2 separate regions of the Mus musculus genome follow, and region 2 is linked to region 1. Evidence: chromatin contacts called from ENCODE Hi-C or POLR2A ChIA-PET data. All regions are on one chromosome and are shown on one strand. The core of a region is the stretch at or near the end of the contact, and the rest is flanking DNA. Distances in the headings are between cores, read along the strand shown.

Evidence for each region. A loop is a pair of places that touch in the nucleus more often than their neighbours do. ChIA-PET counts read pairs that join two places held with the same protein, here RNA polymerase II (POLR2A).
Region 2: POLR2A ChIA-PET joins it to region 1 with 23 read pairs in embryonic stem cell. The contact joins the promoter of Mzf1 here to the promoter of Zfp446 in region 1. A Hi-C loop is called at or near these places in 3 of 37 maps with a recorded cell type or tissue (T-helper 1 cell, heart and v-Abl transformed pro-B cells). POLR2A ChIA-PET finds 5 or more read pairs at or near these places in 4 of 5 experiments (Patski and embryonic stem cell).

The regions. Positions count from the first base shown.
Region 1 is chr7:12,976,176-12,979,956 of GRCm38, forward strand. It overlaps Zfp446 (zinc finger protein 446), which reads left to right and starts at 1,673. Exons shown (of 6, transcript NM_175558.4): 1 at 1,673-1,937; 2 at 2,823-3,203; 3 at 3,276-3,471; 4 at 3,710-3,781. The coding sequence starts at 1,677.
Region 2 is chr7:13,052,837-13,056,617 of GRCm38, forward strand. It overlaps Mzf1 (myeloid zinc finger 1), which reads right to left and starts at 1,928. Exons shown (of 6, transcript NM_145819.2): 1 at 1,645-1,928; 2 at 1-345. The coding sequence starts at 305.

The sequences.
Region 1 (3,781 bases), core at 423-2,922:
CATTTCTAAGATCACACATGGGCTGGAGAGATGGCTCAGTGGTTAAGAACACTGACTGCTCTTCCAAAGGTCCTGAGTTCAAATCCCAGCAACCACATGGTGGCTAACAACCATCTGAAATGAAATCTGATGCCCTCTTCTGGAGTGTCTGAAGACAGTAACAGTATAGTTACATATAATAAATAAATATTTAAAAAAAAAAAAAAGATCACACACAGTTAGGCAAGAACGACTGGTGACCAAAATGTCTCCCCAATCCAAGAGGAAACTTGAACACCCCAGTACCATAGACCTAGCTATCTGTTATAAATTTTATTTTGTTACCCTAAGAGCTAGGTCAGTAGGTCACCACAGGCCCTCTACTTTAAGACAGCTGAGAGGCTAACCTGGGGGAACTTAGATCCTGCCTCAAAAGATAAAATGTTTCATGGTTACATTGGCCAACCTAATATAACCATTATAATTAAGGACTGAGTTGGGGCTAGCTCAATGATAGTTTACCTATTAAATATGTGGTCTTAGATTTAATGGCCTGAACAAGGGAGAAATAAAGATGGTAATGGTCATGTCAAGCCCAGGGGTAAGATGTATACCATCACAAGACTCAACCAGGTCTATCCTGTGGCACATAGAAGGCTTAGAAACCAGCCTAGCAGGGAGGTGAGCACTAGAACAAAGGTGTTTCCAAGAGAGCTTTCTGGGAACCCCCTTAGGCCCCCTTAGCGCTTCTCCTCAATAGGTAGGTGGTGAGAGTTGTGTCCAGAGAATCTGTAAAAGACAAATTCTACCGACAGAACTGCTCAGGAGTTTTGGATGTAGAGAACCGCTGCTCTCTACAGTAGCTGCCAAGGAGAAGGTTCCTGGGTAGCAGAAGAAACCCAAGTAGGCAGATCGAGTTCAGGATTGAATGGTTTATATCACAGTCCAGCCACTTGATATGTGGAAATAAAACTAAGCCCATCTGCAATTAAGCTAAAAAGCCTCTAACTGTCGGATATGGGGGCCCATGCCTTTAATCTCAGCGAATGGGAGAAAGACTGGCAGAACTATTGAGTGAGCTCCAGGCTAGCTAGTAGGGTCTACAGAGTGAGTTCCAGGACAGCCAAGGACTTTTATTCTTTAAAGGCCCCATTCCCCCACAAACAAACAAAATGCCATCAACTGCCCATTGGGAGAAAAAAAATAAATATAAGTCATCTTGTCTAACTACATCCTCCTAAGTAAGGGTTGAGTATACCTCGTAATTTTAATCAGAAACCTCCGTCCTTATTTTCAGTAATGTTATCTGAAGACTATTAGTGAGGGTTGGTAATTACATGGTTACCTCCTCTGAGCACTTGTTCACCTGTAGGCCTACTGTCTCCACAATATCCAGGGAGCTTAACGGAGATCCGATGGAGGCCATACTGAGTTTTTCTCGCCCACCACCGCCTTTCACCTGGATTCCCAACGGGATTGTCTAGAACAGTCTGGACTCAAGAGGCCAAGGAGCCTCCACCTAGGCCTTCTCCGAGGCAGGGGGACCCTTACAGCTTAACTCAGAGAACAGCAAGAGGCCCTAAGTTGTGCGCTAGCTGTTACCTAGGAGACACAAGGAGCGAGAGTCCTTCCGGGAGCGCTAGCTCTGATTGGTCAGGATGCCTCTCTGGCCAATAGAAACCAGGTCCGTTGCGCACATGCGTAAGGAGGCTAACCCACAGTCGGCTCCGTCCTACGTGAGTCCTACGGCTGCGGTTGCAAGAGAAGAACGGCTGCCAAGTCAGGAGTGGGAACCCCCCCCGGAACTCTGCAGCAACGCGACCCCAAGGAGAGGAGCGAAGAGTCTCGCGCGTGAGAGGCCTTGGAAGCGTGCTGTCGTTCTTGCTGAGGCTCACGGGAGACGTAGTCCGAGCGAAGGGGGCCGATCCGGCGGAGCAGATGCAGGATTGGCCGGGCTGGTAGGGCAACGCGCGAGGCGGGGCGTTCTCTGAGTGGCAGTGGGACGTGCTCGGTGTCACTTCCTGGAAGTGCCCCAACCTCCTGGGGCTCTCCCACGCGTCAGAGGTGAGCTCACTCCTAGCTGGGCGGGCGCAGCTTCATAATCCGGCTCCTCGGATCACCGAGAGCACCTCCCAGCCGTCGGACCCACCCCTTTCCTGTGTCAGAGCCTGACACCCCAACTCTTGAGTTTCTCCAGAGCAGGACGGATGTCCCAAGAGAGCCGATTTAAAACCAGAATCTTAAGAGCTGGGACACAGGTTCCAGTTTACAACTCCACACAAAACGGGGCTGTTTGATTTTGGCTTTTGTTTCAGGGTTTCACATGCGTAGTAAGCTGAGGCAGTATGAGGCATCCACAATTCAGCTGCGATCAGCGAGCTGTGCCTCCCAACCCATAATAAGCTCCTGAGAATGCACCCAGGCTTTCAGCTCTGCCCCAGGTCTTGTACCTGTGTCTCAGAGCCAACTCTTCAGCTAGCACAGTGGTCTGCCTCCTGTCTGAAGCCTCAGGGCTCCAGGTCACCCAGGATGATGGTCCCACCCCCCTTCCCTCCGTGTCCTGCTTGACCCTTTGTCTACTGGATGAGCCACTTTCATCTCCCAGGAGCCCTGTGTTGTACCCAAATGTTTGAGCCCGTCATTTGCAGTTTTCTAGAAGGTCCCTGGACATTCCACCCAGTCATTTATCTTCAAAACAAAATACAGCTGCTCAACTGCTGTGGGGCTGCACCTCCCATGACCTTCTTTGAAGTTCTCCTGGCCTCAGGGTTCTCTTTTCCGGCTTCTAGGAGGGGTCTGGTGTGTGTCTTCTGACCTTAGATGACATTCTTCCTTTTCTGTAGGTCCCTCTGTCACCTCCAAAAAGACCCTTCAAAACAAGAATGCCATCTCCTCGGGGTACCCCACACCTATCCCTCAGAGACTCCAGGACCACCCTTGAGGAGCCTGAGGCTGCACGACTCCGTTTCCGGGGTTTCTGCTATGAGGAGGTTGAGGGACCCCGAGAGGCACTGGCCCAGCTTCGAGAGTTGTGTCACCAGTGGCTACAGCCTGAGTCATCCTCCAAAGAACACATAATAGAGTTGCTGATTTTGGAACAGTTCCTGGGTGTGTTGCCCCCTGAGATCCAGGCCTGGGTTCGAGGGCAGCGACCAGGAAGCCCCGAGGAGGCCGCAGTTCTTGTTGAGGGGCTGCAGCATGATCCTGGGCAGCTGCTGGGCTGGGTGAGTGAAATGACATTAGCTTCTTAGAAGGACAGATCGAAGGGAGAGCCCCTGTGACATGATTCTCTTCAGATCACAGCCCACATCCTGAAGCCAAAGATGCTTCCTCTAGTCCAGAAGGAGTCCTCAGGGAGTCACCACATCTCAGCAGCAACGGAGTCCTCCAAGGCAGGCCTTGCGGAGGCACCGCTGAAGGCCGGGATAGATCGATCTACCCAGATCAGTTGCAGTGTGAAGGAGGAAGTCAGTGCTGATGGGCAGGAGATGGGTGAGGGAATGCAACATGTGAACTTCAAATCCCTGGGGTGGGGATGGGGGTAGGGGTGAGGTCAGAGCACGGTGTCAGGGCTGCAGCTCCTAAACTGAGTCTGACAATCCCAGCTGAGATAGGGACTCTGGAGAGACCATAAAGCTGGATCCCTGAGAAGAATGGGGTCACTTCCCCCATGTCACATGGCAGAGGCAGGCCAAAGGTCAATGCAGTGACAACTGCCTCTCTTCCTCAGTATCTCCAAGTGCCCTCCTTTCAACCCAGGATTCCGAGGGACATCTTGAACATCAGGAAACGGTCTCCATAT
Region 2 (3,781 bases), core at 678-3,177, 77 kb after region 1:
TGGATCTCAGGGGGCAGTGCACCCAGGAACTGCTCCAGCACCAAGAGCTCTAGCACCTGTTCCTTGGAATGTACTTCTGGGCGTAGCCACTGGTGACACAGTTCTCGGAGCTGGGCCAGGGCTTCCTGAGGACCTATTGCATCCTCATACCGGAAGCACCGGAAGCGTAGACGTGCAGCCTCAAGGCCTGGGTCCCACAATATATCTTCTCTCTCATCGTCGCTGTCAGAGTCCTCCAGCTTCACCAGAGCAGGCTCATTTTCTGGGGGTGCACAGCCCGAGGAGCCCAGCACAGTGGGTCTCATCAGGAGTACCAGATCCGGTCTTTGAGGCCAGTGTCTGTCCCTAGGGAAGGAATAGTACAAGGCATGTGTAATAAGGACAGCCAGGGGCAGCGAATGCTGACTGAGTGCCATGCTGTGTCCTTTCATCCGAGACCTTCGCCATGAAGAGGACACCCGAGGGAACAGGCACTGACAGGCCAGCCACACCCCAGAGATCCGTGGGAACTCTATATGAGCCATGTGCTTTGTAGACCTCATTTCCGCCGGGCCTATATAGTGTCTGGTAGCTTACTCTGTTCTAAATACAGGCTGTTGCTTAAGCTTAGAAACATTTCTCTTCCCTACATCCTATTCTTTTCTATAGCTGCATCTCTACTTGCACCCAGACATCAGTACCACTGCTGCCTCCTCCTGGACTCCCAATAAGAGTCCCTGTGGACAGCCTTTTGCGGTGGAACAAACAAGTCCCTTAATGTTTTCTACCCAGTCTTGGACTTGGCCTCTCTCTCAGGCCCCAACATTCCTTTCCCAATGTGGTATCAAGGGGACAGCCCTACTCCACCCAATCCCCCATCTCAGCTTCTCTCAGGCCAACAGGTTTCCATATATCTCCAATACCAGAAGCCAACTCATCACATCCAACAGCGATACAAGTCTTCAGCTCTCTAGTTTAGTTGGTTGGGAGGTGACTGGGACTTCTGGGTACCCTTAAAGGCTCTCAACTCATTAGACCAACAGTCTGCAAGGGTACTACTTTTGCTGTGCCTATGTCAGCTATAGTTTCCTCACTTGTAAAAAGGACTGACTTCTCCCATGATACTTTCTGCAACTGGGACTTTGTGAAAATCTAAATTTACTATTGCAGTGGCATCAGCTTAGAGGCAGCTTGATTTCTGTGGGTTACACCTCTGCTCTTTAGGGTGCTAAGTCAACTCGAAACCCTGAGAGAAACTTGGAACAGCCATAAAGCAAGAAGAGGTTCCGGAAATACATTTCCCAGAAGTCTAAGTGAGCATCCTCGCTTTAGGGTGCCAATGTGTCCGGTCGCCGTGGCACCTGTGGCGATCAGCGCGGTAGCGCGTCAGCACAGGGCCGGTTTGCTGGGAGTTCCTGGACCCCCTACCGGCGCTCCGGGTCTAGCTAGACAGCTGGAATCCCAGAGTCCACTCTACCCAGACTCCTCCCTAGGCCTTGAGGTGAAGGGACTCCCAGCCTTCCTTCAATGCTCCGAGGGAGGCTGTGCCCTCGTGAACATGCGCACTCTCGTTCGCTTGCTCCATATCAAACTACATATCCCAGACTGCTTTGCGCGCAGCTCCAAGCCCTTCTGCCCTTCCCCCACCCCAGCCTCCGTTTCTACCCTTCTTCCCGTCCCTAGGGGATTGCGCTGGTTGCAATAATCAGCTCGCACTCCTGGACGTCTCTTCCCACACTCCCGGCCACGAATTCAGGCGTCAGGGCCCCGACGACGTGCACAATCCTCTCGGGGGGCAACGGATTCAAGCACCACCTTCCAGACTGCGCATGCCCCCACCACTTTTTTTTTTTTTTTTTTTTTTTAAATGTCAGTTCTCTACCGGCCTTCCAGGGATTTGCAGGGTTCTGCACCAATCACCGCTCTCACTAGGACGCCGTCTCCCCGTCTCCATGGCAACGACGGGTTCGAAAAAGAGCGTCCGCTGGGCTACCTGCGGAACCACTGAAAGAAAGGCTTAGCAAAATGCTTTCTGGGAGTCGTAGTTTGGAGGGTGCTGTGTGGGTGCGCAAACGCAGCACCACCGGATCTCTTTTGTATTTCTGCGCGGTGGGTAGGAGTGAGCGGGACTCCATGGTAACTAAGGGACCAAACCTGGTGGTATCCTAGGTAACGACCGCACTACTTGGTTTAAGAAAGGTCAGGATCTGTGGCGAAGCCAAGGGGAAGGGACAGGGACACAAATACCCAACGAGATGTCTATACAGGAAGGCAGAGATAGCCCCATACAGAGTCGGGGGAGAGGATGAGAGGGGTGGGAAAATTGTGAGGGGGAGACTGGATGCTAGGAGAGACTGAATATAAGTGAACACACATAGGTATGAATGAAAAGGGGGGAGGGTTAGTCATTAGAATCAGAGTTAGAACCTGAGTCATGTCAGAAAATTTAGGAAGAAGAGAGAAGCAGAAAGGGATTGGGATTAGGAAAGTGAGACATCGAAACTCTAGGGGCCAACCCAGAGTACAAAGGTAAGTGGGGAGAAATTAGAGATATAGTAAAGATGTTAATAGAGATACGGTAAAACGGACTGATAGGTTTCAAAGACTGAGGGATGGCAACAAAAAATTAGATGTGCGTGTGGGGGAAACATTTTCAGAGAAAACTCACACAAAAAATGACAACACACCAGAAAGAGGACGGGGACCAGTCCTCTAGTTTCCTAGCATCATTTACCAAACAATATTGCGACACCTGACTACTTAAACATTACCTCTCCTCCCCCATTTTTTAAATCTGTGATTGAAGTCGTAACACTATTCTGGTAGAAATTGACTTACAAGAAGCTGACAGGTAGCCGGGCGTGGTGGCGCACACCTTTAATCCCAGCACTTGAGAGGCAGAGGAAGGCGGATTTCTGAGTTCGAGGCCAGCCTGGTCTACAGAGTGAGTTCCAGGACAGCCAGGGCTATACAGAGAAATCCTGTCTTGGAAAACAAAACAAAACAAAACAAACAAACAAACAAAAAAAGAAGCTGACAGGTTGCAAATGAGTTCTGCCCAGCCATCACCTGGAAGGTAGCTAAATATCTCTTTATCCCTACACCTAACCTTTTGTTTTATTTCAGATTCATTTAGATTCATTTGTTGCATCTTCCTGAAACTACCTTTTGCTACCTTTCTGTTTTCCTTGAGGTAGTGGAAGCCAGATGCTGGGGTGAAAACCTAGCTCAGAGAGGTAGAAAAAGCACCCAGGTGACCTTCTTTCTCAGCTGAAGTTCCACCGCAAATCTCTCTCTCTGTCCCAAGAAACCTTCACATTGAATGTCCTCCCCCACTTCTACTTTCTGAATGTCTATCTGTCCTCTGGGTTCCCTTTCTCTCTCTCTCTCTCTCTCTCTCTCTCTCTCTCTCTCTCTCTCTCTCGCACGTGCGTGTGCATGTGCGTGTGCATGTGCGTGTGTATGTGTGTGTTTCTTAATATGTCTATGTTCAGTCTCTGTCAACTGGCTTCTTGTTCTGCTTCTTGACCTATGGTTGACTTTATTTAATCCTGTTTACAATACTCAAGCAGAAAGCTCTTGGATTAAAGGTGTGTGCTATGGCGGAACCACACCACAACTAAAAACAGTTTTTTTTTTAACCCCAATAAATAACACAACCTTGGGGTTTACAGTGTGATATCCTGCAACACATAAGTTTTTGACACATCCTTGAGAGTTGTGGTTCTAATCTAAAAATAATTTATTTTAGACAAGATTTCACTATGATATCCTGGAACTCTATGTAAACAGAGTACCCTCA